Linked DNA regions of Homo sapiens: region 1 is linked to region 2. A link is an interaction called in ENCODE POLR2A ChIA-PET data of the cell type or tissue named here. Cell type or tissue: OCI-LY7. All regions are shown on one strand. Links, peaks and the distances in the headings refer to the core of each region. The heading gives the core; the rest is flanking DNA. Region 1 overlaps DLEU2 (deleted in lymphocytic leukemia 2). Region 2 overlaps TRIM13 (tripartite motif containing 13).

Evidence for each region. ChIA-PET counts read pairs that join two places held together with the same protein. Peaks named below come from ENCODE experiments on the same cell type or tissue, not always from the same donor. Only the 100,000 strongest peaks of a DNase experiment are listed, where the experiment ranks them.
Region 1: POLR2A ChIA-PET joins it to region 2 with 6 read pairs; 9 of 35 experiments call an interaction of 5 or more read pairs at or near these places.

What each region holds. Positions count from the first base shown.
Region 1 is chr13:50,099,751-50,116,029 of GRCh38, reverse strand. The region is part of intron 1 of DLEU2 (deleted in lymphocytic leukemia 2); the gene reads left to right. All of the region lies in intron 2 of DLEU1 (deleted in lymphocytic leukemia 1), which reads right to left. It also overlaps the pseudogene RPL18P10. Among named protein-coding and RNA genes, the nearest start is that of DLEU2, 18 kb to the left of the region's middle. In OCI-LY7, for the core only: no CTCF peak of the experiment used is centred there; a DNase peak (open chromatin) is centred at 9,239; H3K4me3 peaks cover 1,448 bases; H3K27ac peaks cover 2,001 bases.
Region 2 is chr13:49,999,119-50,011,858 of GRCh38, reverse strand. All of the region lies in intron 1 of TRIM13 (tripartite motif containing 13), which reads right to left. The region is part of intron 10 of DLEU2 (deleted in lymphocytic leukemia 2); the gene reads left to right. Among named protein-coding and RNA genes, the nearest start is that of TRIM13, 8.4 kb to the right of the region's middle. In OCI-LY7, for the core only: no CTCF peak of the experiment used is centred there; no DNase peak of the experiment used is centred there.

The DNA.
Region 1 (16,279 bases), core at 7,870-10,369, 100 kb before region 2:
AGGGCAGGCATCTCTAAGAGGACATTTGAGAATAGGCCTGAGTGAAGTAAGGCAGTGAGCTAGGCAAAGACCTGGGCAGTCCAGGTATGAGAAGAGCACATACAAAGGCCCTGAGGTGGAAAAGCAGTGTGTTCAAGAGAGAGTGATTGGAGCCAAACGAGTAACGGGAAGCAGGTGGGAGATGAGACTAGAGAAATGGGTAGGCCAGATCACCAAAGGAGCTGTACACCCTAGGAAAGAATTTGATGTTTGTTCTAAGTGTGATGAGGAGCAGGCAGATGGTTTATGCCATAGAAGAACCACTCTGGCTGCTGTTAAGTATTTCAAGAGCAATCACTGAGTATAAGAGATTGGTTAAATGGGTGTTGCAGGACTGAAAAAAGCGAAAAGAGAGCACTGAGATAACAGAGTAACTTGGGGAAGCAGCTACTGCCCCTGGTACTGGGTAAACACAGAAAGACCTCAAGTTCTTAGAACCCAGGAGCTAGGAGGAGGGACTTGGCAGAGCTGGAACTCTGACCTCCGACAAGGAAGTGCTGCCCATCTGCTGCTGGTACTCCTGAGAGGGTCTGTTGGGACTGGTCTAGGAGAGCCAAACATAGTTGCAATTTTGAGCTAACTACCATTGTCAGGGTGAAGGCCCACAGCTGGGGCAACACTGACAGGTACAGAAGGCCTATGAGGGAGGGCAAGTTATTTTCCCTTCTTCTTGACTTCTAGTTTTCCTCTACTACTCTATATTGATGAAACATAGCAGGAATTCAGCTGGCAAAGTAAAAATATAGTTTGCAGAGTCCCAGTCCCAGCATCACAAAGCAGTGTTTATGGAAAGGTTTATTGCTGAAAGATAACAGCTTAATAACTGGGATAAAGAGGAATTAAGGACGATTTCTACATGTTTGCCCATAGTAACTAGAAATTATGCCATATATTGACATGAGGGAAGACTTAGGGAGAAGTAAAATGTGGAGGAGAAGAAAATCAAGAGATTTATTTTAAATGTGCTAACTTTGAGGTTCTCTTTAGACATTTGAGCGGAGTTGCTGGACAAGCAGTTGTATGTGAGTCCAGAGCTCCACAGAGGGATCAGGGATAGAATATAAATGTTAGGAGTCCTATGATGGTAGACAGTATTTAACACCAAGAGATTGAAGACATGACCTTGGAGGGAAATGTTGATGGTGGGTATGAGGAATATGTCTGGGACTCGCAGACATTTGAGAAGAGGAAAATGATCTGTCAATAAGGTAGTTGGTAATCTCAACAAGAGCACTTTAAGTGGTGCTGTGGAGACAATAATCCAAACTGGAATGGATTCAAGAGATAATGTAAGGAAGTGAAGATTGCAATTATAGAGTCTTTGAAGAACTTTGATATAAAGGGCCTTCTGTTCCCTTTGTAAGCAGATGTGGATATGGACTGTAGGGTGATGAGGGAGAAACTGAGGATGCAGGATATGGAGGGGATAATCACAGGAACAAAATGTTTGAATATGCAAGAGAAGATGGGACCTAGGACACAGTAGAGGGGCTTGCCTTAGATAATAGCAAGGATAGTTGATCTTTGTAACAGGAAGAAAGTATATTTGAGTACAGATAAAAGCACATTGGTAGATTTGATATGGGAAGATAAGTTTCTCTTGTAACAACTTCTATTTATCAATGAAACAAGATTTGAAGTGAGGAGCATAGAGATGTGGGAGATTTAGGAGAGAAGACATGGGACATAATCATGTTGAAGAAGAAAAGAATGAATTCATTAGGGGAATGTTCTGGGACTGCCAGTCTTCCTTCTTGGTGAGAATTTGACTTTTCCAGCTATGTCTTATTTCATTTCTTGCTGTTCCAAATTTATTTTGAAATAATTGCATTCTTTTGGCCTCTGTTGCCTTAGGTTGTGGACATTTTCTTTTTCTAGCTGATTCTAGTAATGCTTTTAAAGGAGTTCTTATTGTTGTTTTTCCAGTATACAAAGTATACTGTTGTATACTTCTTGTAAAGTATATGTGCAGAGAGATTCTATGGTCTGCTTTCACTCCCCATTTTATCTAGAAGTCTAGAAATGTGTTGTTTACTTATTTATTTAACTATCTATTTATTTATGAGACAAGGTCTCACTCTATTGCCCAGGCAGGAGTGCAGTGGCACAATCACACTTCCTTGCAGCCTCGACCTCCTGGGCTTAAGTGATCCTCCCACCTCGGCCTCTCAAAGTACTGGGATTATAGGGATGAGCCACTGCATCCAGCCCTAGAATCATGTTTTTAAATGGGGGACTACACTTCATATTTTTTTCAGATCACCTTATGTATAGAAATATAACAAAAGGAGTCATATTAATATTATGTATTATAATAGCCACCATTTACTGAGTGCCTGTGAGCCAGGCACTATGCTAGGCACTTTACATACATGATCTCCAAAACTTATAATGACCCTACAAGGTAAATCTTATTTCCAGTTACTTCCACAAGAAACCTTTTTTACTGATCGTAAAATCTTACCTGAACCTCACATAGCTGATCAAAATGAACAAGGTAAGGACAAATTTTTCTTTTTTGTGTGTCAAAACTTAGCATTTAAGGCCAGGTACAGTGGCTCACACCTGTAATCCCAGCATTTTGGGAGGCCAAGGCAGGAGGATCACTTGAGGCCAGGAGTTCAAGACCAGCCTGGGCAACATAGCGAAACCCCATCTCTACTAAAAATACAAAAAAAATTAGCCAGGCTTGGTGGCGTGTGCCTGTAATCCCAGCTACTTGAAAGGCTGAGGCAGAAGAGTCCCTTGAACCCCAGAGTCAGAGGTTGCAGTGAGCCGAGATCGCGGCACTGCACTCCAGTCTGGATGACAGAATGAGACTCCGTCTCAAAAAAAAAAATAAAAATACAAAATAATAGTTTGCAAAAATGCACCACACAAACCAGCTTTTTAATGTCATATTATATTGTTAAATTCTTGGTGGGAGAGTTGCTGACAGACTCAAGGAACTTGGTAAATTAATTGAGGTATCCCTTCTCTAATTATCTTCATCATCAACTAATATACTGAAAGCCTGCTATGTCAGAATACTTAGTACATTGTATTAAACCATTATAATTTTATAAGTTGTAGGATATGTATGCGTTTTTTTGGAAATTTCATTATTTGGATTTAAGTAATATCAACTTTTCTCTTGGTCAACAATGTACACACACATACACATACACACATATGTTTATACTCGTGATGATACTGAAAACATATCATTAGGATACAAACACGTATCTGATTATAGAAGTAGTACATGGTAAGTGAAGAAAGTGTGAAAATAGGTTAAAATAAAGAAAAAAAAATTTAAAGGACACCAGGAAAAAATAACCAATAGTTCCTTTATTTAGAGGCAACTGTTGAGAGTTGACATATTTCCAGGCAGTTGTTTAAGCTGATGAAGTTTAAATTGCTTGTGTACACTGCCTTTTTATATGACAACGTATCATAAATGTTTCCTCAAATGTATCATAAATTGAAAACTCCTCAAAAGTTTCAGTGTCTGCATAATGTTCCTTGTAAGTGGTTATTTATTTTCTTTACTTACAAATAATATTGCCATGAGCTTTTTTATGCATAAATCTATTTTCCTAAACTAGAATAAATTCCTAGAAATGAGCTAAAAGGTCAGCATTTTTAAGCTTCATTATCTGGTAAAAATTTTGCTGTAAAAAATTAAATTTCTCTTTTAATTCTGTATATATTTTAATATCAAAAATAAATCTAAGGAGAAAAATTTATGTGGACTACCTTTTAAAGTTGAGAGTCATATTCAAATTTAGACTCAAGGTTTTTGTTTTGATTTTATTCTTAATATTTTAACTTTTAAGGAAAAGTCTGCTCTTCAGAACCAAACAGTGTTGCCTCCCAACTCAGCATCAGTTTAATCTCACATGTATACCATTAATTCATGGAATAAAATGACAAAAGCAAGTGAAAAAATAAAATAGTTATCAACTGTAATCTAGTCAGTTCCATTACTCAGTATTATTTAAATAAGACAAAGAAATGAGTTGGGTTCTCCCCTAGAATGTTTAAAGTTGTACTGAGTATGATACAGAATTTTCAGGAAACATAGGATCTCTATACATCTTTTATGACTCTGATCATTATCATTCCATTGTGCCCAGTACCACTCCTCCAAATAATAATAATAATAATGAAGACAGACAGATTTAAAGTAAGTTCAAACTCTTTGGTCTAATTTTCAGTACTTTCTATAATCTGGTCTCCTCCAACCTCAAATGTAGCATATTGTAGTAGAAAGTAAAGAGTGCTGAATTTGGGAAGTAAGCAAACCTAGATAACATGAGTAGCAATGCTGGGATTGAAACTTTAGGTGAGATATTTAACTTTCCAGGGTGTTAGTTTCCTTTGCAAAACAATGGATTTTGATTAAATGATCTCTAAAATCCCTCCAAACTTTAAAATTCACTGTTTATGCATCTTTCTTGCCTACCCCCAGTATAAGAATTTGAACCTACATCTATCCGATTCCCCAAGTCTGTGCTCATAAACTTTGAATGTGCTGCTGGCCACTTTTCCCCCTTAAGCCTTATTTTAGCTGCAGAACCTTTTTTTTACTTGACCTATGAAACATGACAGAAAATTATTTATCTTGAAATTTTGTAATATGCCACAGTTTCATTGATAGAAATAATTAGAAAAATGTAAAACAAAAAAAAAATGAACTAATTTTAAAATCTGAGTTTGGGTCTCTTAACTTAGTCTCCCAGAAAAGCATCACAAAACTAAATACCCAGAAAAATGCAATAAAACTGCAGGATTAAGAGTTATGATTTGGGAGGGAGTATAATCCAATATATTTACAAATTTGTAGCCAATAGTATGAATAACTTCTATTTCTTAGCTTTGCCCAGAAAATCAATTATTCCTCCAAATAGTTTGGATCTCTAGTATATTCAACTTTTTTTTTTTTTTTTCCTGAGATGGTATCTCACTCTGTTGCCCAGGCTGGAGTGAAGTGGCAGGATCTCGGCTCACTGCAACCTCCGCCTCCCAGGCTCAAGTGATCCTCCCACCTCAACCTCCTGAGTAGCTTGGATTACAGGCGCATGCCACCATGCCCCACTAATTTTTTTAGTTTTTTTTTGTAGAGCCGGGATCTCGCTGTGTGCCCCAGGCTGGTCAAGAACTCCTGGACCCAAGCGATCCACCTGCGTTGGTTTCCCAAAGTGCTGAGATTACAGGTGTGAGCCACCGCACCTGGCCAACAATATTTTCATTTATTATCCTTTGAAAAATATTATTATTAACTGCTAACTGGCCACCAATGCTGTAGCTTGGAAAACTAATACATTCATTTAGTATGTACAAAATTACAGGTTGTATTAAAATTCAAGATGTGAAAATTGAGGAATGCTTCTATGCTTTTTCATACTATACATGTCATTTCAGAAACTCTGAAAGTACATGCCTCTCTCTAGCCCTTTCACTGCCATAAAGATCTCAACATAAAATGAGGGTCAAGGAAAGTATTCTGTTACAGTGTCAATCTGAAAACTATCAAACTCAGTATTTTTGGTCTGGTTTTGATATACATAAATAAAATACATATGTATACAGATTTTATATAACCATATTTACATATATCACATTTTTTCTTTGAAAGTAATGTTTAAAATTGTAAACAGAATGTGTTAACTAGAGAAATGTTGGAAACCACAAAAGTATTGTCATCTGTAATCCCACCAGCCAGAGAAAAACCAATGTTAACATTCATGTTTCCTTCCTGTATTTAAAATATATAGTTGCTAATTACTACATATAGTTTTATATCTTATTTTTGTCACTCAGTAGTTTATAATGACCATTTTTTCATGTTACTGAATAGTTTTGAAAACCTGTTTTTAACATCTGCATAGCTTTCCAACATATAGATATACCAAAATTTATTTATCAATCTCATTTTTAAACATTTAGATTGTTCCTCAATTTCTGCAATTATGTAAAGATATTTTTAGAATCCATACTCGTCAACTAATAGTCAAAATACTATTGTTGGCTCTCCTGTCTTGTTCCTTTGTGGCAGGGGATGGGGGAGTTGTTATTCCTTTTACTCATGTACTCCGGCCTATACATGGCTTTCTCGCAACATGAAAACTCCACTCTGGACAATGTTATACAGCCTGTCCCTTCTCCTTTCTAAAACAGTATCATCCCTGAGTGAGGTCCATATTTCTGCAGCTCTCCTGCAGCAAAAGAATGTGAATTAAAGCCAATTCATGCCTGTATAAAGTCTGGATAGTGTATTTTTTAACTTTAACCAAAGTTGAAATCCAGGAGATTAAAACCCCACCAGCAGACAGACAAAAAATCATTTGTTAGCTATACCAAAAATATGACTTAGCACCACATACGTAGAGACAAGGAGTGTGTGTTAACTATGACTTAGCTGATTTTGCCATGATCCTGAATGTGCTATTATATGAATTGTTATTACATTGAAACATTATAAACATACAATTAGGAAAAGTAAAATTTAAGGTTTTTAACTGGTAAATTCACTGAAAAACTATAAAATCTGCTGTCTAGTTTTTGACTTTTTATAGTATTATTTCAATAACTATCACATTCTGTATTAGCTTTGATATTATTTCTCCACTCATGGAGTAAAGTATAGAAATCAGAGAAGTGACACAGTGTTTTAAAATTACTCTAACTAGCCGGGCACTGTGGCACACACATGTAGTCCTTACTACTCAGGAGGCTGAGGCAGGAGGATAACTTGAGCCCAGTAAGTCGGGGCTGCAGTGAGCCGATCACACCTCTGCATTCCAGCCTTGGTGACAAAGCAAGACTTCATCTCAAAAAAACGAATAAATAAAATAATAATAATAAAACTACTCTAAAAAACCTTGGGTAAGTTTAAAATCCTTTCAATTTAATAGCTTGTTTGGGAGAAGAGTATAACCTCTCTTGTGCCTTGGTGAGAGTTAAACATTTTTTTAAAATAATTTCAAGTTTCTATGAAGCACTTGCGCTTCTGTAATATCAACTTGAAATCTGAAGAAATGCTCATGTTAAGAATTATTTCAAATAGGCTGGTCGCGGAGGTTCATACCTGTAATCCCAGCACTTTGGGAGGCTGAGGTGGGCGGATCACCTGAGGTCAGGAGTTTGAGACCAGCCTGATCAACACTGAGAAACCCCGTCTCTACTAAAAATAACAAAATTAGCGGGTGGTGGCGGCGGGGCGGGGCGGGGGCGGCGCCTGTAATCCCAGCTACCCCGGAGGCTGAGGCAGGAGAATCACTTGAACCCAGGAGGCAGAGGTTGTGGTGAGCCAAGATCGTGCCAGTGCACTCCAGCCTGGGCAAAAAGAGCGAAACTGTGTCTCAAAATAAAAGAGAAAACAAAAAAAATTATTTTGGCCGGGCGCAGTGGCTCATGCCTGTAATCCCAGCACTTTGGGAGGCCAAGGCGGGCAGATCACGAGGTCAAGAGATTTAGACCATCCTGACCAACATGTTAAAACCCTATCTCTATAAAAATACAAAAAAAAAATTAGCTGGGCATGGTGGTGCGTGCCTGTAGTCCCCGCTACTAGGGAGGCAGAGGCAGTAGAATCGCTTGAGCTCCGAAGGCGGAGGTTGCAGTGAGCTGAGATTGCACCACTGCACTCCAGCCTGGCTACAGAGGGAGACTCCCTCTCAAAAAAAAAAAATATATATATATATATTTCTACCATTAGCTCTGGACATTGTAGTCATAGATGGGAGAATGTTTAGTGAAAAAAGGAAACTTTTGAAGTGATATAATCCAACTCTCATTTTACAGATGAGAAACATGAAGCGCAGATATGTTAAATTAAATATCTTTACTGCTCAGAGCACTTTTTTTTTTTTTTTTTTGGAGAAAGGGAGGGGCTTCTAATACTATTATGGCCTACTGCCTGCCTGTAGATAAAAGGTAATAGGAAGACTATGTAGCCATCACTATTGGACAAACCCAAGAAAGATATCTTATTTTGATCATAAGTATATATTTTCCCCTCAAGATTCTTGTTGGAGGATCCATTCCACCTTTATCTATTACCACAGACACAAAAGGGAAGTTCCTTTACACAAATCAATAATCATCCACAATAAAACCCATGAGAGAAGCTGGAGTTAGTTGGCAAAGCCACAGCATTTTACCACTCCTGGGAGGAACATTTACCTATATCCATATGTATGCATACCTGTAGCCTCTCAGTTGTGCTTCAGAAAAATCCCAGTTGCATACATTACAGTGTGTGACCACTGGAGTTGTGTATCACAGGGACACTTCATATATGTTTTATAGATCAAATTAATGACGGCAGGCTAATTGCCATAATAGATCATCCCCAAAATATATAGTGGCTCAAAGTTGTTCTTGCAAAACAAGTTTACTTTACTATTTCTTTAGTAGTTTCCAAGGTCTTACTGTACCTAAGCATTTAGGACCTAACTTCCAAGGTTTCCTTGGAGGGGTCAGTCTGTTGGGAGTTTTTTAGGGACAGGAGCTTAAAGTAGTTGATTTCTTTAGTTGACTTAAAGAGCTTAAAGTAGTTGACATCCATTCTCATTCCACTAGCTAGAGCTTAGTCATATGCCCACATCTAACTGCAAGAGAGGCTAGGAAATGAAATTTATCTGTACGGCCATGAAGTGAGAACATGGATTTTGATGTCTAGCTGGCTGTCATTGCTTACTTGAGTGCCCCCCTCCCTCCCAAATTCCTAAGTGGTTACCAAAAAATAAATTAGCTGACACAATTATGCTTCAAATAGAAAAAGTTAATAGTGAAACAAAGGGACTTTTATTTAAGAATTAACCTCTATCGTTTACCTCCTTTAGGCAGAATTGTTAATTTTGCATACCAATAGTCAACTGGCAACTGAAATCTCAAAATGAGGAAAAAGCAAATTTTTACAAGCATTACCTTTACATACATATTTAGATGGAGTTTGGCTTGGTTTTCTTATTCCATTACTAGTCAAATTCACAACTCAGACTTATAGCTCCTTACTTGTTTTAGGGGCTACCCTATTATTAAATGATGTTTGAAAAATACTCAACTTTTTACAACAAAGATAGCAGTTCCACAAATGAAAACAGCAGTAAGTTAGGTCTGTTTGTTTCCTTTGGATAAGTTGTTATAATCCTCAAACTGTACTCAACTATTCAGTTTTTCATAGAAGCACTGCATGGTTGCACTTCTGAAATCAAAAACAGGAAGTATGCCATATAAATGTCAGTAAAACTAAAACTCAGTTCTATGGTTTGATGTTTCTCTTCCTGCTGTATTTTCATATTATGTATGATTTTATGTGTACTTAGAATGACTGCGTAAAGGCAAACACTAATCTTACCTGATTTGTTTTCTTTGACAGCCTAACACAGTTTTAGGTTGGGTATGGGGGGCATGGAGGAAACCTGTGAAATAACCTAATATTGTAACTTTCATGGAGGGAAAGGAAAGGGCCAAGAAACTGCTGTTAATTTGGCATTGTTAGAAATTGCTTTTATGTATAGGCTGCCCAACTTTATTATTGCCAGAATACAGTATAGATAAAGAGGGCAGAGTCTTTTAACTATTTAAAAATCTACTACAGAAAAAAACTGTTACACTTTGTCTTATTTTGACACCTAAGCAATTCTTGAATGTGTTCCACTACCTTAATTCCTTCATGAGACAATTAAGGAGTGGCCTAAATACTGTGAAAATCCAGGATATCCCTGCTTGTTCTCTGTGAAGAAGTAGGAGTCTTCTTATAGTTAATTAATATTTCCAATATAACACCATTCCACAGAAATTTCTATAGAAATTCCAAGAAAATATTTAAACTGACCAGTCCAGAAGTTTTACGTTACTTCAAATATTTCTGGAGAAATGTTACGAACACATAGGTGTCTCTGTAACTTTAAAATGTTTTTCTTTAGGAAACTGTTTCTCTTTAGTTTGTACTTAAATTGAACACTGAAGGAACAATTTACAGTCACATACTATAGGAGTGAAGTAACAAAAAATAGAGCCTGTCTAAACTCCCTTGAAAGACCACACTGACCCAGAAAATATGGCTTAAAAGACAAAAAGGTACCCCGATTGTTTACTGTCTTTTTTTTTTGCAGCATATGAGGCACTGTTGAGTGGCACATACAATATATATAACATTTGAGGCATTATCTTTTGATTGAAAATACAGAAGAGATATGGGTGTATGTGAGAAGTAACATAAATAAGGGTAGGTTAATGAAGTGCAAACTATACATAATTGCTAAAGGGATGTGGAAAATCAAGTGATTTAAATCTAGATTGATATTGGGTAGAAGTCTGCTGGAATAGGCAAATCTTTTTTTTTTTTTTTTGGAGACGGAGTTTTGCTCTTTTGCCCAGGCTGGAGTGAAGTGGCGTGATCTCAGCTCACTGCAACCTCTGCCCCCCTGGGCTCAAGTGATTCTCCTGCCTCAGTCTCCCAAGTAGCTGGGATTACAGGCGCCTGCCACCACGCCCGGCTAATTTTTGTACTTTTAGTAGAGATGGGGTTTCGCTATGTTGAGACTGGTCTCAAACTCCTGACCTCAGGTGATCCACCTGTCTCAGTCTCCCAAAGTGCTGGGATTACAGGCGTGAGTCACTGCGCCCAGCCAGCAAATCTTATGTAGAATTTTTAAGGAGTGGTGAATTTGGATTGCCAGAGAGAAAAGATAACCATTCATTCATTCATCAAAGATTTATTGAGTGCTTACTGTGTGCCAGGCACTGTTCTAAAGACACAGCAGCAAACAAAACTGTTATAGAACAGGATAAGGCAGGTCATCTCCCAGATACGACACTTTGATAGGAACACAAAATACAAATAGGAGAGTAGAAAGAGATGAAATACAAAGAGAAAGAGCTGATATTGGGCTTATATTAATATTGAAAGGCCTTACATGCTAGATATTCTAAATGGGAGAAACATGCTGGAAAGATACTTGGCATGAATGAACTTATGTCCCTATGTTCAGAACAGACTGCTTTCCCTTCTCTGTTGGTTGGCTCTTCTAGCCTCCTAGGAACTTTTATAATCACCAGTATGATCCAATATAAATACTGCACATATGAAGGTTCCCAGTTGAGGAGTTTGGAAGCAAAAAGGGAAAGAATGGCTGGCAAAGGCTTCAATCTTCTGTCTCCTTTTATCTTCCCAATGGCTAGTAGAAAATACTATCATCAATCTCTTCCTTGCAACAATCTCCCATTTGATATTTGTCTGCATTGTGACTCAATTCCTGAAGGTTCTGTTCTTCATTCCTTTCTGGTAGAATCACTGAAAAGAAAGGAGATTACATTTACATTTGCTTTCTAGTCAATCAGGTTTTTCTTATTCGCCCAGCAACACTTCTCTACAGAGAGTTTGATGAAAAGTATTTTATGTTTTATATAGGCTAGTGGAGACATGGGTATGGCAGGATGGGAGGGTAGGGAAAATATCAAGAGGCTATAGTCTTGATATATAGTACTCTTGATATAGTACAAGCTTGATATTTAATAGCTTGAATTAAATGGGCAATTTTAAAAATGAAAAGAAACATATCTGCAGTGCCTTACAAAGAAGTAACTATAAGAAGTAACAAGTTTAGTGATCATTTACCTATAGGGAAGAAATAAAATAAGGAAATGAACCTAAGATTGTAAACTTAAAGGTCCAAAAACTTGTGTTGTCACCAACAACAGCCAAGAAATTTGGAAGAAATACCTTGAAGGAAAAAAATAATGTCAGATCTAAGTGGGATATTACTAGAAGACAGAGGAGAAGCTTTCTTGATAAGCTATCTGGCCTGTTGATGTACATATGAAAGTCATCATCATACAGAAATTGAGTCCAGGCGCAGTGGCTCATGCCTGTAATCCCAGCACTTTGGGAGGTCTTGAGCTCAGGAGTTCGAGACCAGCCTGGGCAACATGGCAAGACCCCATCAATACAAAAAATTTTAAAAAGTTAGCCAGGCATGGTGACACACCCTTGTAGTCCCAGCTACTCTGGAGGCTTAGGCGGGAGGATCACCTGAGCCCAGGAGTTGGAGGTTGAAGTAAGCCTGCACTCCAGCCTAGGCAACACAACAAGACCCTGTTTCGTTAAAATAAATAAATAAAAGAAAGAAAAATTGATTGACATTCTATGGACTAATGAGGGAATGGAATGAAGATCAAATGGTTGTATATGAACTTTGATTGCAAGATAAGCTACCAATTACTGACAAAAAAAATTGAGTAACATACTGCATGATTCCACATATATCAGTTCTAGAAAATGCAAACTGGTCTCTAGTGACAGAAAACAGGCCAGTGGTTTCCTGGGGAGAGAGGTAAGAGGAGGCAAGGATTATAAAGAGGCAAGGGGAACTCTTAGGAATGATGGCTATCATCAGTTGTATTTCTTCCTTTCTAACTTGAATGCGATTTATTTCTTTTTCTTGCCTGATTGCCCTGGACAGAACCTCTGATGTTGAATGAAAGTGGTCAGAGCAGATATCTTTGTATTATTCTTTATCTTACGGGGAAAGGGAAAGCATGCAGTTTTTCATCATTATGCATAAGGCTATCTGTAGGATTTTTATAGATGTCCTTTATCTGGTTGAGAAAGTACCCTTCTATTCCTAGTTTGCTAACAGGTTTGGTTTTTTTTTTGTTTTTTTTGTTTTTTTTGTTTTTGGTTTTTTAAAATCAGGAACAAATATACGATTTTGTCAGATTTTTTGGGTGTCTATTGAAATGATCAGATTTTCTTTTTTAGCTTAATATAGTGACTTACAATGATTAATTTTTTAATTTAAAGCAATGACATATTTTTGGGATAAACCTCATCCAGTAATATTAACTTTCTTATATTTTGTTGGATTTGACTTGTTAAAGTTTCGTTGAGAATTATTACATCCATGTTCAAGAGGGAAACTGGGCTATAGTTTTCTTTTCTTGTAATGGCTTTGTGTGGTTTAGGTATCAGGGTAATGCTGGCCCCCAAAAATAAACTGAGACGTATTCCTTCCTCTTCAGTTTTCTGGAAGATTTGTATATAATTGGTATACACAGTGTTATCCCTAAGTGTCTGGAAGAATCCACTAGTGTTTCTTTGTGAGAATATTTTTAACTATTAATTTTTTAAAAATAGATACATAGCTTTGGAAGTTATCTATTTCTTTTTCTTTTTTTTTTCTTTTTTTTCTTTTTTTTTTCTTTTTTTTCTTTTTTTTTTTTTTTTTGAGACAGGGTCTCACTCTTTCACCCAGGCTGGAATGCAGTGGCATAATCAGGGCTCAATCTCGCAAGCTCAAGCGATCCTCCCGCCTTAGCCCCCCAAGTAGCTGGGACTACAGTCATGCACCACCACACCCAGCTAAATTTTTTTGTATTTTTAGTAGAGATGGGGTTTCTTCACATTGCCCAGGCTGGTCTCGAACTCCTGGACTTAAGTGATCTGCCCACCTCAAACTCCCAAAATGCTGGGATTACAGGTGTGAGCCACTGCACCTGGCTGTACTTCTTTTTGAGTAAGCTTTGGTAGTTATGTCTTTCAAGGAATTTGACCATTTCATCTAAGTTGTTGAATTTTATTTGCTTAAGGTTTTTCATAATATTCCCTTGCTATTCTTTAAGTATCTGTAGAATTTGTCATATTTCACCTCTCATTCCTGATATTGGTAATATGTGTCTTCTCTCTTTTTTTTTTTTTTTTCCTGATCAGCGTGGCAAAAGATTTATCAATTTTATTTATCTCAAAGAACCAGGGTTTGGTTTCATTAATACTCTCAATTTATTTTGTTTTCCATTTCATTTATTTCTACTTTGATCTTTATTATTTCTTTTGTTTCTTTGTGTTTAATTTGTTCTTCTTTTCTAATTTCTTAAGGTGGAAGCTCATTAACTTGAGACTTTTTATATTTTCTAATATAAGCATTTTGCTTATGTCTTCCTACATACTGCTTTAGTGGCATGCCACAAAATTTGATATGCTTTGTTTTCATTTTCATTCAGCTCAAAATGCCTTCTAATTTTACTGCACTCCTATTTTAATCAATGGGTTATTAGAAGGTTATTTAGTAGCATGTTATTTTGTTTCCAAACATTTGGGGATTTTCCAGACAGCTTTCTGTTATTGATTTCTAATTTTAATTCTACTGTAGTCAGAAGACATACTCTGCATTATCTGAATCCTTTAAAATTTACTGAGACATGTTTTATGGCCTAGAACAGGGGCAGGCAAACTTCTCTAAAGGGTCAGACAGTAAATATTTTAAACTCTGTGGGCCACATATGATCTTTGTCACATATTTTCTTTTCTTCTTAAAGAAATCTTTCAAAATGTAAAAACCATTTTTAGTTCATGGACTATACAAAAACAGACTACATTTGGCCTCAGGGCCATAGTTTGATAACCTCTGGCCTAGAATATGATCGATTTGGGTAAATGTTTCATGTATACTTTGAAGAGAATATATATTCTATTACAGGTTGAGTATCCCTTATCCAAAATGCTTGGGACCAGAAGTGTTTCAGATTTCAAAGTTTTTTGGATTTTCTGAACATTTATATATATATATATAATAAGAGATCCTGGGAATAGGACCCAACGTATTGGGTCATGTTGGTGCTCAAAAAATTTTGGATTTTGGAGCATTTTGTATTTCAGATTAGGGATGCTCAACCTGTACTGTTAATTTGGTTACAGTGTTGCTTGAGTTTACTATATCCTTGTAAGTTTCTACTTGTTTTAGCAATCATTTAAAGAGGGGTATTGAAATCTCTAACTATGGATTTGTCTGTTTTTCCTTGCACTTCTGTCAGTTTTTGATTTACATATTTTGAAGCTTTTATTATTTGAGACAAAACCATGTAGGATTATTGTATCCTTCTGATTAACCAGCCCTTTTATTATTATAAAATGGCCTTCTTTATTCCTGGTAATATTATTTGCTCTGAAATCTACTTTATTTCATGTTAATATAGCCACACCAGTTTTCTTTTGACTAATGCCAGCATCAGTATGATATATCTTTTTCCATCCTTTTACCTTTTTTTTTTTTTTTTTTTTTTTTTGAGACAGAGTCTCACTCTGTCTCAAAGTGACTGTACTTTGAGTCACTCCAGGCTGGAGTACAGTGGCGTGATCACCACTCCCTATAGCCTTGACTTCCTGGGTTCAAGCTATCCTCCCACCTCAGCCTCCCAAGTAGCTGGGACTACAGGTGTGCACCACCACACTTGGCTAATTTTTTGTGGAGACAGGATCTCACCATATTGCCCAGGCTGGTCTCAGACTCATGGGCTCAAGTGATCCTCTTGCCTCAACCTCCCAAAGTGCTGGGATTACAGGCATGAGCCACTGTGCCTGGTCATCCTTTTATTCTTAATGTTATTATGTCTTTGTGTGTAAAATGTGTTTCTTTTTCTTTTTTTTTTTTTTTTTTTTGAGACGGAATCTCGTTTTGTCTCCCAGGCTGGAGTGCAGTGGCATGATCTCTGCTCACTGCAACCTCTGCCTCCTGCATTCGTCCAATTCTTCTGCCTCAGCCTCCCAAGTAGCTGGGATTACAGGCACCCATCACCATGCCTGGCTAATTTTTGTATTTTTAGTAGGGACGAGATTTCGCCATGTTGGCCAGGCTGGTCTTGAACTCCTGACTTCCGGTGATCTACCTGCCTTGACCTCCCAAAGTGCTGGGAGCCATCACACCCAGCCTAAAATGTGTTTTTTTATTGAGAGTATATAGTTGGATCTTGTTTTTTATTTTCCTTTCCCCCACCATCCAAAATTTTTTGTTTCGTTTTGTTTTGTTCTAAGACAGGGTCTCACTCTGTCGCCCAGGGTGGAGTGCAGTGGCACGATCATGGCTCACTGGAGCCTTGACTTCCTGGGCTCAAGCGATCCTCTTGCCTCAGCCTCCCAAGTAGCTGGGACTACAGGCATGTACCACCACACCCAACTAATTTTTTTTTTTAATTTTTTATAGAGATGGAGTTTCACTTGTTGCCCAGGCTGGTCTTGAACTCCTAGGCTCAAGTGATCTGCCCTCCTTGGCCTCCCAAAGTGCTGGGATTACAGGGATGAGCCACTGCGCCCAGGCCAAAATCTTTTTAATAAGATAGAGGATCCAGGGTTAGTTTTTGTAGCCTTGGCTGGCCCATCAGCCTCTGATGTGCTTGAATTTCTGGTCCCTGGAGTGGACACAGGGCTTAGTGTGGCTATGCTGGGTTCCCAGGGCCTTGCTGAAATGCCAGTACA
Region 2 (12,740 bases), core at 5,860-8,359:
CCTTCACGTTAAAATGATTTTTCACTGAAATAACCAGCCAAACAAAGTAGTGAGAAATTTGGTAAGGGAATGCACACCAAAGCAAATTTAATCCACTGAGACTAGAACATGCTCCTTTAATAGTAGGGCATCCTATACACAAGGCCTTTGTGTGGGCTTTCCAACAACAGTCTTTGGCTAAGACAAGACTCAGGACTAGGACAACTGCAAGTTGAGCCAGCAGGACCCAAGCAATTGTTTTAAAACAGAGCTGACTACTGACAAAAACAAGGCTATTCAGTGTCTGTAACAGAATGAGCTCTTTACTCTGGGCCCACAAATATGAAATGGTATGTTATATAAAAGAAAGAAGCACAGAAATATAAATCCAAACATGTACTCTCATGTAGACTTTATTATGAATTGGCATATTTTTGTTTCAAAGGCAAGATTACAATTTTTAAAATCACAGGTAAAAGCACAAGATGAGAGTTGCAATTCACTCTTCTAGGTAGAGAACTAAATGAGGTTTTTTGTTGTTTTTAAACCACCAGAACAGTAACAGAAGCCATTTTGTATTATCTAGAATCATCAATTTTCACAATGTGGTGGGCAGAAACCTGGATGTCCCTCTTTCAGGGCATCTGTGAGATCAAAACTATTTTCGTAATGACACTAAGATGTTACTTGCTTTTTGCACCATGTCAACATTTGTACCAATGGTGTAAAAGCAATGGTGTGTAGACACTGCTGAAGCCTTAGGAGGGATCGAGCAAAGCTGTAAGAAGCGCTGAATTGTATTCTTCATCACCACCCAAATTGGGGTTGGAGTACCGGTTTCACTTAAGAATGTTCTTGATGCAGCAGTAAAAATTATTCATTTTATTAAGTCTTGAGCCTGTGTACAGTTTTTTAATATATTGCGTGACAAAATAGGCAGTACGCACAAAGCACTTCTGCATACCGGCAGATGTTGTCTGGAGAAAAAGCACTTAAGTGAAGAGCGGCAAGTTAAACCAGCTGCTTTTTTTCATGGAACACCATTTTTACCTTCTGAAAGAACAAATGATAAACTATGGCTATTCAGACTTAGCTACCTGACATTTTCTGGGGAAAAAAAATGAGCTTGCTACTTCAAAGAAAACAATTGACAGTATCTCTTGCTAATGAAAAGGCTGGGTTTTATGTAAAAATTAGAATTTTGGAAAACATTTGATATTTATGAGCCTGACAGCTTCCCATTAATTAAAGACTTTTATGATGAGATGGGCAGTGATATTAATGAATGTGAGGATTTTCTGAGGGGAAAGGAGTACTGTATAATGAAATGTGTCAATATTTGGAGATCTGCAAAACACAGTGAATACTATTTCAAGTCACTAATGCATGTTACAAATCAGGCATGGGTAAAAGATCCATTTGAAGTTCACGAAAGACCAACAGGTTCATAAACAATTTCAGATTCCATACTCCAACAAAGAAACTAGCACTTGCTGAGTTTTTGTATAGTATCACAAGAAGATTCAGGCTGGGAGCAGTGGCTCACGCCTGTAATCCTAACACTCTGGAAGGCTGCAGAGAGTGGACCGCTTGACCTCAGGAGTTCACGACCAGTACGGGCAACATAGCAAAACTCCACCTCTACAAAAAAAATACCAAAAAAATTAGCCAGCCATGGTGGCATGCGCCTGTAGTCCCAACTACTCGGGAGGCTGAGGTATGAGAATCCCTTGAGCCCAGGAGGCAGAGGCTGCAGTGAGCCGAGATAGCACCACTGCACTCCAGCCTGGGCAACAGAGAGAGACCTTGCCTCAGGAAAAAAAAAAAAAAAAAAAAAAAGATTAAATTACCTGAAAAGGCTATTTAAATAATATTCCTTCCTTTACCAACTACATATCTGTGTAAGCCTAGATTTTTGTGTATTTCCTTTTCTTTTCTTTTTTTCTTAAGAGATGGGGTGTCTCACTCTGTCACCCAAGCTGGAGTGCACTGGCATGATCATAGCTCACTGCAGCCTTGAAATACTGGGCTCAAGTGAGATCCTCCCAAGTAACTACAGACTGCAGGTGTGCACCACCATGCCTTGCTAATTTTTAGTTTTAGTGTTTTTTGTTGTTGTTGTTTTTTTTTTTTTTTTTTTTTTGAGACGGAGTCTGACTCTGTCACCCAGGCTGGAGTGCAGTGGTGCTATCTTGGCTCACTGCAACCTCCACCTCCCGAGTTCAAGTGATTCTCCTGCCTCAGCCTCCCAAGTAGCTGGGCCTACAGGCACATACCACCACACGCAGGTAATTTTTGTATTTTTAGTAGAAACGGGGTTTCACCACGTTGGCCAGGCTGGTCTTGAACTCCTGACCTCAGGTGATCCATCCGCCTCAGCCTCCCAAAGTGCTGGGATTACAGGCGTGAGCCACCGCGCCTGGCCGTGGATTTTTTTATAGACAGGGTCTCACTATGTTGCCCAGGCAGGTCTAGAAATCCAGCCCTCAGGCAATCGTCCCACCTCCACCTCCCAAAGTGCTGGAATTACAGGCATGAGCCACCACACCCAGCCTTCTTCGTTTATTTCAACCAAAATAATATATTCCAACAGGTTAAATACAGAAGCAGACAAAAGACTCCAGCTGTCTTCTATTAAATAGCCATTCATTACAGGCCTCTATTGCAATGCCATGCTTCTCTTAATTTTGTTTTGGAAAATAGTTATTTTCCTAAATTATTTGTTAACTTGTAATGGGTTTATCATTGTTATTTTACGTGAGTATTTTTTAAAAATTGTTTTAATTTCTAATAGAGTAAATATCGACAGTACAAACATAAAGTTCTTGGGATTCTCTTTTTTTTTTTTTTTTTTTTTTTGAGACAGCTTTTTCACCCAGGCTGGAGTACAGCAGTGCAATCTCAGTCCCCTGCAACTTCTGCCTCTTGGACTCAAGCCATCCTCCTGCCTCAACCTCCAAGTAGCTGGGACTACAGGCACGCACCATCACACTCAGCTAATTTTTTTTTTCTTTGTAGTTTTTTTTTGTAGAGATGAGGTCTCACCATATTGCCTAGGCTAGTCTCAAATTGCTGGGCTCAAGTGATCCTCCCACCTCAGACTGCCAAAACACTGAGATTACAGGCCAGGATTCTCAATTTTTAAGAGTGTAAAAGTGTCCTAAGACCAAAATATTTGAGATCCCTAATACAGGCAATACCATTTCTCAATGCAGGTTTATTATTTTTAATTCTTATTTTGAGAGACAGGGTCTTGCTCTGTTGTCCAGGCTGGACTACAGTGGCCTAATTATAGCTTACTGCAGCCTCAAACTTCTGGGCTCAAGCAATCCTCCTGCCTCAGATTCCTAAGTAGCTAAGACTACAGGCATGCACCACCACGCCTGGCTACTTTTTTTTTTGTAGAGACCAGGTCTTACTAGCTGGCCTCAAGCAATCCTCCTGCCTCAGCCTCGCAAAGCACTGAGATCACAGGTGTGAGCCACTGCATCAGGCCACAAGTTTATTTTAAATATACATTCATCTCTATAGTTGTAAAACCAAAGAGTACTACATATTTCTACATTCAGTTTACTCAGGGATATATGCACATATCACATTATCAACAATATCACATTATCAACAATAACATATGACTTAATCGGTAGGCCATCTATGATAAAAAGTGAATACTTGGCCGGGCACGGGTGGCTCATGCCTGTAATCCCAGCACTTTGGGAGGCCGAGGCAGGCGGATCACGAGGTCAGGAGATCAAGACCATCCTGGCTAACACAGTAAAACCCCGTCTCTACTAAAAATACAAAAAAATTAGCTGGGCGTGGTGGCAGGCACCTGTAGTTCCAGCTACTTGGGAGGCTGAGGCAGGAGAATGGTGTGACCCCAGGAGGCAGAGCTTGCAGTTAGCCGAGACAGCGCCACTGCACTCCAGCCTGGGCAACACAGCAATACTCTGTCTCAAAAAAAAAAAAGCGAATACTTTTTTAACAGTAATTTCAACAGCCATACATGACTGGACTATATCTAGAAGGTAAACAGTATTTAAAGGACAAGCTGAGCTTGCAGGGTTAATTAGTTTATGGCTTTTTTTTTTTTTTTTGAGACTAAGTCTCACTCTTGTCACCCAGGCTGGAGTGCAATGGTGTGATCTTGGCTCACTGCAACCTCCGCCTCCCGGGTTCAAGCAATTCTCCTGCCTCAGCCTCCAGAGTAGCTGGGATTTACAGGCACCTGCCACCACGCCCAGCTAATTTTTGTATTTTTAGTAGAAACGGGGTTTCACCATGTTGGCCAAGCTGGTCTCAAACTCCTGACCCCAGGCAATCCACCCGCCTCCCAAACTGCTGGGATTACAGGGGTGAGCCACCGTGCCTGGCGTTTTTTTTTTTTTTTTGAGACAGAGTCTCACTGTTGCCCAGGCTGGGGTGCAGTGGTGCAATCTCGGCTCACTGCAATCTCTGCTGCCCAGGTTCAAGCAATTCTCCTGCCTCAGCCTCCCGAGTAGCTGGGATTACAGGCACCGGCCACCACGCCCGGCTAATTTTGTTGTATTTTTAATAGACACGGGGTTTCACCATCTTGGACAGGCTGGTCTTGAACTCCTGACCTCATGATCCACCTGCCTCAGCCTCCCAAAGTGCTGGGATTATAGGCGTGAGCCACCACGCTGGGCCCTATTTTTTTGGGTTTTTTTTTTTTTGAGACAGAGTCTCACTTCGTCACCCAGGCTGGAGTGCAGTGGCACAATCTCGGCTCACTGCAACCTCTGCCTCCCGGGTTCAAGCGGTTCCTCTGCCTCAGCCTCCTGAGTAGCTGGGAACTACAGGCGCCCACCACCATGCCCAGCTAACTTTTGTATTTTTTGCTGGAGACAGGGTTTCACCATGTTGCCCAGGCTGGTCTCAACCTCCTGACCTCGGGTGATCCGCCCACCTCAGCCTCCCAGAGTGCTGGGATTACAGGTGTGAGCCACCACGCCCAGCCAGTTTATGGTTTTATAGTAGATTGTAAGATACATGTATTTATAATACATAACATAGGGAGAACTAAAGCAAAGATTATTCTGTCTCAAATTTAGTGTCATATTGCAAAAAAAGGTGTAATTAGCTGATTTTTCTGAAAAATCCTTTGTGATATGACAAATCATATAACCTCTGAAAAGCATTGGAAAGAGAATGGCTATAAAGACTCAACTTAGTTTGTCTTCTGAAAGAGATTACCACACAGCTGTAAGACACACAAACTTTCAGAACAATGAAGTCAAACTTTTGATGATCTGCCAACCCCAGTCCTGCTCCACACTTTTCACTTCCATTACTATCATCTTTTGCCTAAGAATTCTACACAAAGGCCAGATTTTTGAGAAGGCAATAGAAACAGGAAAGTGGTAAGGGCAACACTCAATAAAAGAAACCTAATTTACTCATCCTTGCAATGTTAATACTTCCAGAGAATACTATCCAAGCATATTAAATAAGAAGAAAACAAAGAATATACCAAGTGATTGGGTGGGATGAGGAGGAGAAAAAGGGCACCAAAGGCAAAGAGAAACTATGAAGAAAATTGAGGATACAACGACAGGGGCCAAGAAGAATTTTCAGGCAAACAAATGTGATCAAAAGTGAAAAGGAAAATGTCACACACAGGAAAACTTAGAAATAATAAACAGTCATCCCAAGGTCATGATCAACATACAGCTCTTAAAATGAACCAGAGGGGAAAAAATACTATTTGGAAAGTATCTTCAAAAAAATTGCATCAAAATTACAATAGATCCTCTAATTTCATTTTTAGTGACTTAACTTACAAATTTTGGTTGATAATTTAAAGATTCTTATTTTCATTCACTTTAAAATCTACATATTTCTGGCCAAGCGCGGTGGTTTACGCCTGTAATCCCAGCACTTTGGGAGGCCGCCGAGGTGGGCAGATGAGGTCGGGAGTTCGAGACCAGCCTGGCCCACATGGAGAAACCCCGTCTCTACTAAAAATACAAAATTAGCCAGGCGTGGTGGCGCATGCCTGTAATCCCAGCTACTCAGGAGGCAGAGGCAGGAGAATCGCTTGAACCCGTGAGGCCAGAGGTTGCCGTGAGCCATGATCGCACAAGAGTGAAACTCCATCACAAAAAAAAAAAAAAAACTAAATATTTCCTTTTCTCTTCTTCCTTTCTTCCTTTAGTTTTATGCCTTCTCTCTTTTTTTTTTAGAGATGGAGTCTTGCACTGTTGCCCATGCTGGAGTGCAGTGGTGTAATCACAACTCACTGCAACCTCCGCCTCCTGGGTTCAAGTGATTCTCCTGCCTTAGTCTCCCCGAGTAGCTGGGATTACACGCGCCTACAACCATGCCAGGCTAATTTTTGTATTTTTAGTAGAGACAGGGTTTCGCCATGTTGGCCAGGCTGATCTCGAACTCCTGACCTCAGGTGATCCACCCGCCTCGGCCTCCCAAAGTTCTGGGATTATAGTTGTGAGCCACCATGCCCTGCCTATGCCTTCTCTTTATAATCAAAACTTTCTCTAAGACAAAACTATGTGACCACTTCCACAAGTGACTAATACCTGATCCAAGAAACCATGGTAGACATCTTTGTTGCCTCCAAAGTTTTGAAGGATAATTTAAGTTAAAGCCTTTAATATCATAAATAAAAGGTACTCTTCACAGCAAAATAACTTACAAAATCTTAAAGTATGGCTAACACAAAATCTGAAGTAATCAACCCAGCTTACTCCTTTGACATGAACAAAAAAGGATACATCCCCTCCACCTCTTTTTCGGGGTTTCTGGTTGTTTTTTTTTCTTTTGAGAGGGAGTCTCGCTCTTGTTACCCAGGCTGGAGTGCAATGGCACCATCTCGGCTCACTGCAACCTCTGCCTCCTGGGTTCAAGCGATTCTCCTGCCTCAGCCTCCTGAGTAGCTGGGATTACAGGTGCCCGCCACCACACCCGGCTAATTTTTGTATTTTTAGTAGAGACAGGGTTTCACCATGTTGGTCAGGCTGGTCTCAAACTCCTGACCTCAGGTAATCCGCCCTCCTTGGCCTCCCTAAGTGTTGGGATTACAGGCGTGAGCCACCGCACCTGGCCCTTTTTTTTTTTTTAAGACAGGGTCTCGGGCTGTCACCCAGACTGAAGTGCAGTGGCGCCATCTTGGCTCACTGGCAACCTCCCCACCAGCAACCTCTGCCTCCTAGGCTCAAGCAATTCTCTTGCGTCAGCCTCCCGTGTAGCTCGGATTACAGGCATGCACCACTACCACCTGGCTAATTTTTGTGTTTTTAGTAGAGACAGGGTTTCATTATGTTGGCCGGGCTGGTCTTGAACTCCTCACCTCAAATGATTCACCTGCCTCAGCCTCCTAAAGTGCTGGGATTACAGGCGTGAGCCAGTGTGCCCAGTCTGTTTTGTTGTTTTTTTTGAGGGAGTATCACTCTGTTGCCCAGGCTGGAATGCAGTGACCCTAACACAGCTCACTGTAGCTTTGACCTCCCCAGGCTCAGGTGATCCTCCCACCTCAGCCTCATGAGTAGCTGTAAGGTACTACAGGTACATGCTACCATTCCCAGTTAATTTTTGTACTTTTTTTGTATAGATGATGTTTCAGCATGTTGCCCAGGCTGGTCTCAAACTCCTGAGCTCAAGCAGTCGGGACTCAGCCTCCCAAAGTGCTGATTATACAGGCAAGAGCCACTGCACTTGGCCTCAAGCTAGTTTTTTTCCTAATATAGAAGTCAAAAAACTTTATGTAAACAAAATTATTATTCACTGTTCAAATTTCAACTTAAAGTCAGATTAAGCACATAAAGGCAAACAAGTTTTCCAAAATTCATCTCTTCCTTTGAATATTTCTGAATACTTAGAAAAGTCTTAAATTTTGAAGCACAAATACCAATTAAAAACTTCCCAAATGTTTTATACCAACAATTTTAAAAGCTGACAACTTTTTAAAGTATCCAGAAAGGTGGTAGTAGACACTAGTTGCGGAAAAAAGTCAAACTTGTTCTCCTGCCATATTGATGTTTTCTAACATACTTTTAAATTTACATACAATGAAATTCACTTTTTGATTTACAGTTTTATTTTTAACAAAGTTGCATACCACCACTATGAGTTTATTTTTTTGAACAAATTGTCAAGCTATCCACAAAGAAGAAGGATTACAAAAAGTGCTTTATGAATCCTACCTCAATTAGTATCTGGCAACAACAGCTTCTATAAATGAGAACCATAACACAACCACTAAAATAATAAAAATGGAAAAGCCAATACTTACAAAGTAAACGTGTCATAATAGAGTTTATATATATGTATTGGACTTCTTCCTTCTAGAATTCTTTTAAGAGATCAACCCAAAATGATTATACTGCAGAAAGTACTCATTCATTCACTCTGAAACAAAAGTTCATTTTCTCCTTATAAAACCTATTAGTAAAAGAAACTTTCCTACTAAGGTTTTAAATTCCACTGGCTGTTAGCAATATAAAGTTGTTCAAAATATTACCCATGTTTTTTGTTTTTTTTCATTTCCCATTAGGGAACAAAAAGAAAAGCCAATAAATATATCACGCTTTTATCTTAAGGATTTAACTCAAATTTCCATCCTGTTTTGAGGCATCTTTGAAGGCAAGAATTTCAAAACAGTACCTAAGTATCTATCAGGTGGCTAGACAGCAAACATTGAAACTCACTTCATAGACATTAAATTATGCTAAGCTTTACTGAACTGAGACAGCCACAAATGTTACTTTGAAATAATTCCTATAATAAAATGGCTCATTAAAAAAAATCATTTCCTCTCAGCACACTAGTTAATCTTATTTTCAAATAGTGTACTATATTCTCCCATCTCAGCCTCCAGAGTAGCTGGGACTACAGGCATGAGCCACTGCACCTTACTATACTGTAGTATGAGATCCATTAGGCCAGGTGCATTGGCTCATGCATGTAATCCCAGCACTTTGGAAGGCTGAGCCAGGTGGATCATGAGGTCAGGAGTTCAAGATCAGCCTGGCCAAGATGGTGAAACCCTGTCTCTACTAAAAATACAAAAATTAGCCGGGAGCAGTGGCAGACACCTGTAATCCCAGCTACTCGGGAGGCTGAGGCAGGAAAATCACTTGAACCCAGGCGGCAGAGGTTGCAGTGAGTCAAGATCGCACCACTGCACTCCAGCCTAGATGACAGAGTGAGACTCCATCTCAAAAAGAAAAAAAAAAAAGAGAGATCCATTAATAAATGTTTTCTTGAAACTAAGTAAGGGTCTAATTAACAACTATTAAAATCTAGGTAGAGGATGTAAGAATACTTTAATATTCTTCTTGAGTTTTCTCTGTTTGAACATTTTCACAATAAAATGGGTGGAAAAACTAAAGAGCCAATTATTAAAAAACCATATTGAGTTTAGAAAGTAAAACTTTGAAAACATTAGCTAAATATAAGCCTCATAAGAAGTTTAATCTGCTGTAGTATGGTTTGTTTTTGTTTTTGTTTTTTTGAGACAGTCTTGCTCTGTCACCCAGGCTGGAGTGCAATGGTGCGATCTCGTCTCACTGCAGCCTCCTCTTCCTGGGTTCAAGCAATTCTCCTGCCTCATCCTCCCAAGTAGCTGAGATTACAGGTGCCTGCCACCACGTCAGGCTCATTTTTATGTTTTTAATAGAGACGGGGTTTCGCCATGTTGGCCAGGCTGGACTCAAACTCCTGGCCACAAGTATCTTCCTGCCTTGGCCTCCCAAAGTGCTGGGATTACAAGCATAAGCCATCATGCCCAGCCTATGGTTTCATCTTTCATAAATTTTTTTTTTTAATGTATTACTGGAAGTCTCTGAATCCAGACCTGTGAGGAGACTGACATACTTGTCTGGCTCTCAGTCTGTAACCTCTGACAAACCACTTATACATACTAGTTTCTCTCCTCATTTGTATAGCTATTTTAAAAGGTATATGAAAAGTATTTACAAAGTTTTTATTTTAAATACTCTGTATCAATGTGTTATTACTCTTCATTCTTTTAGAGACTGTCCCGGTGACTTATATGATCAAAACAGGACAAAGTAAGATACAGAGATCAGATTTCAGATATAATCTCTAAAAATGAAAATTAATGTATTACACATAGCACCTCTGGCATATATATGATCAAAACAGGACAAAGTAAGAAATATCAGATTTCAATACCTCTAAAAATGAAAATTAATATATTACATATAGTATCTAAAATAATTGTTATGTGGCTCTTGCAAACAATATAAAAGTTACCTATGTGTCCATATAAGACAGTAAGTAACCAACCTTTTCTGGCATTATCCTAGAATAAACAGTAGTTAAAATTTCCAAGATATTTCTAGCAGAGATCCTGACAAGGCAAAATAGAGCTAGTACAGAATGTTCACTAGCTTGGTAAGTTCACTTACTCAGAAAGTTCACAAAGGGTTGTCAGACTAAGGTGAAATTCTCAGAAATATAAACCAGGTCACTCATTACCTCGCTAGTTCAGAGCACTAAGAAAAACTTTTTCCTTTTCCTTCATTCTCTTCTCCATACCATAGTTTAGCCTGGACTCTTTCCTGCCTTTTTTTTTTTTTTTTTTGGGACAGAGTTTTGCTCTTGTCACCCAGGCTGGAGTGCAATGGTGTGATCTTGGCTCACTGGAACCTCCGCCTCCTGGGTTCAAGTGATTCTCCTGCCTTAGCCTCCCAAGTAGCTGGTATTACAGGCACTTGCCACCATGCCCAGCTAATTTTTTGTATTTTTAGTAGAGACAGGGTTTTACCATTTTGGCCAGGCTGGTCTCGAGCTCCTGACCTCAGGTGATCCGCCCACCTCAGCCTCCCAAAGTGCTGCGATTACAGGCCTGAGCCACTGCACCCGGCCAGGTGCTGTTATTCTAGAAGGTATGATAAATAGTTTATAAAAGACACATAAAAGTAAGTTTCAGAGATCTGCTCATGTCTATAGTTAACACCACTGTACTGTACACTTAGAAATCTGTGTAGAGGATAGGTCTCATGTTAAATGTTCTTACCACAATTAAAACCATAAAATATTGACACCATACTGAAACCGAAGTTATCCATGCAACTAGCTTTTGTGTCTTCTTAAATTATAAAATTAGTTTTTATTATAGAAAATTCAGAAAATAGAGAGAAAAAGCCACCCATAATCACATCAGCAAGAAATCACCACTACTATTATTTTGGTGTCTTTATTCCAATCCCATGTGTCCGTGCATGTGCACACATTTTAACAGAACTGGTAGCATAATACAATTTTGTATCCTATCCCCTTATTTTATTACATGCCTTTCCCCCATCATGATATGTTCTAGAAAAACATGACAGTCCATGTTGTGGATATGCTTTCTTATTGCTCATTTATGGGTTTGTTCTTGTTGCTGTGTTGTTTTGTTTGTGGGTTGTTGTGTTTTTTTGGTATTGTAACATTTAGGTAAACACCTTATAGAGAAAAGTCTTGCTCCACAGCTCTAATTACTTCCTTAGACAATTCCTTTAAATGTACTTCTGGGTCAAACAGTAAGGACATTTTTAAGGCTGTTGAAAAGATGACTAGGTTTCTCTCTAGAAAGGGTTTATATCACTTTATGAACTCTAACCAATGATGTATTAGAGTGGTCCACCTCTCTATGCAGTTCCTAACCTTAAATAAAACCATAGTTTTATAGGACTTAGTAAAAAACAATAAGACACACTTGTTACCATACCTACCCGAGTTTAAAATATAAAAGTTTAAGGCAGTTAACATTAGTCTGCATCTGTGTCTTACCAATATATATGTATAGGCAATAAATGGTAATAAAAGTTATGGGGTAGGAATAGAAATACTGGGCTTAAAAGCATCTTAGAAATCATCTAAACACCTAATTTTAGGAGTCAAAAAAACTAAGACACCCCCAGCACTCAAGAAGTGGAGACTCATCAGTTGTACACAGCAAACTAGGCATCACAGCCTGAGTTTTCTAATTCTTAGACCTTAGCAATATCTAGAAAGGGACTCAAGAACTCAGTATTCTTATTCATAAAATGAAGGGGTTTAATCATAAGCTCTCTAAAATCCCTTCTAAAATTTTGCAGTTTTTACAAACTAGGTTTAACAGGCTCTCTAGTGAAGGGGAAAGCACAGAACCTGCTTTTGAGTACCTGTGTTCAAGCACCAGTTTTATCCTTCATAAAATTAGGATTTTTATATCTGGGAATGGTGCCACACACTTGTAGTCCCAGCTACTCTGAAGGCTGAAGCAGGAGGATCACTTGAGCCCAGTTCAAGACCAGCCTGGGGAACACAGTTGAGAATCCCATCTCTTGGAAAAAAATTTAAAAATGATTTTTATAGTATTTACCTCATAATGAAATGGCTCCATTGCCTGGGGGATACACCCGTGGTTGTCTCGAGCCAAGAAAGAATTCAGGACATGGACACACACAAGGAGTGGGTTTAGGAGCGGAAAATTTAATAGGGAAAGGTTCCTCACGCTGAGAAATATCACCCAAGAGAGGGTCTCCGGGTTTGGGGTGAAACGCAATCGATTTTGTACAGAGGCTTGAGGAGGTGGTGATTTACATAGGGCCCAGGGGACTGGTTTGACCAGGTGAATCATTTACATAGCCCGTCTAAAGACTGGCCCTCCCACCCTAATTTTTTGTTATGCAAATGTAGCTTCTACCTGGGGCCGCCATGACACCTGCACCCGTGGTTTTACCTAGTGATCGCCAAGACGCCCACATAGGGTGACAAGGAAAAGGGAG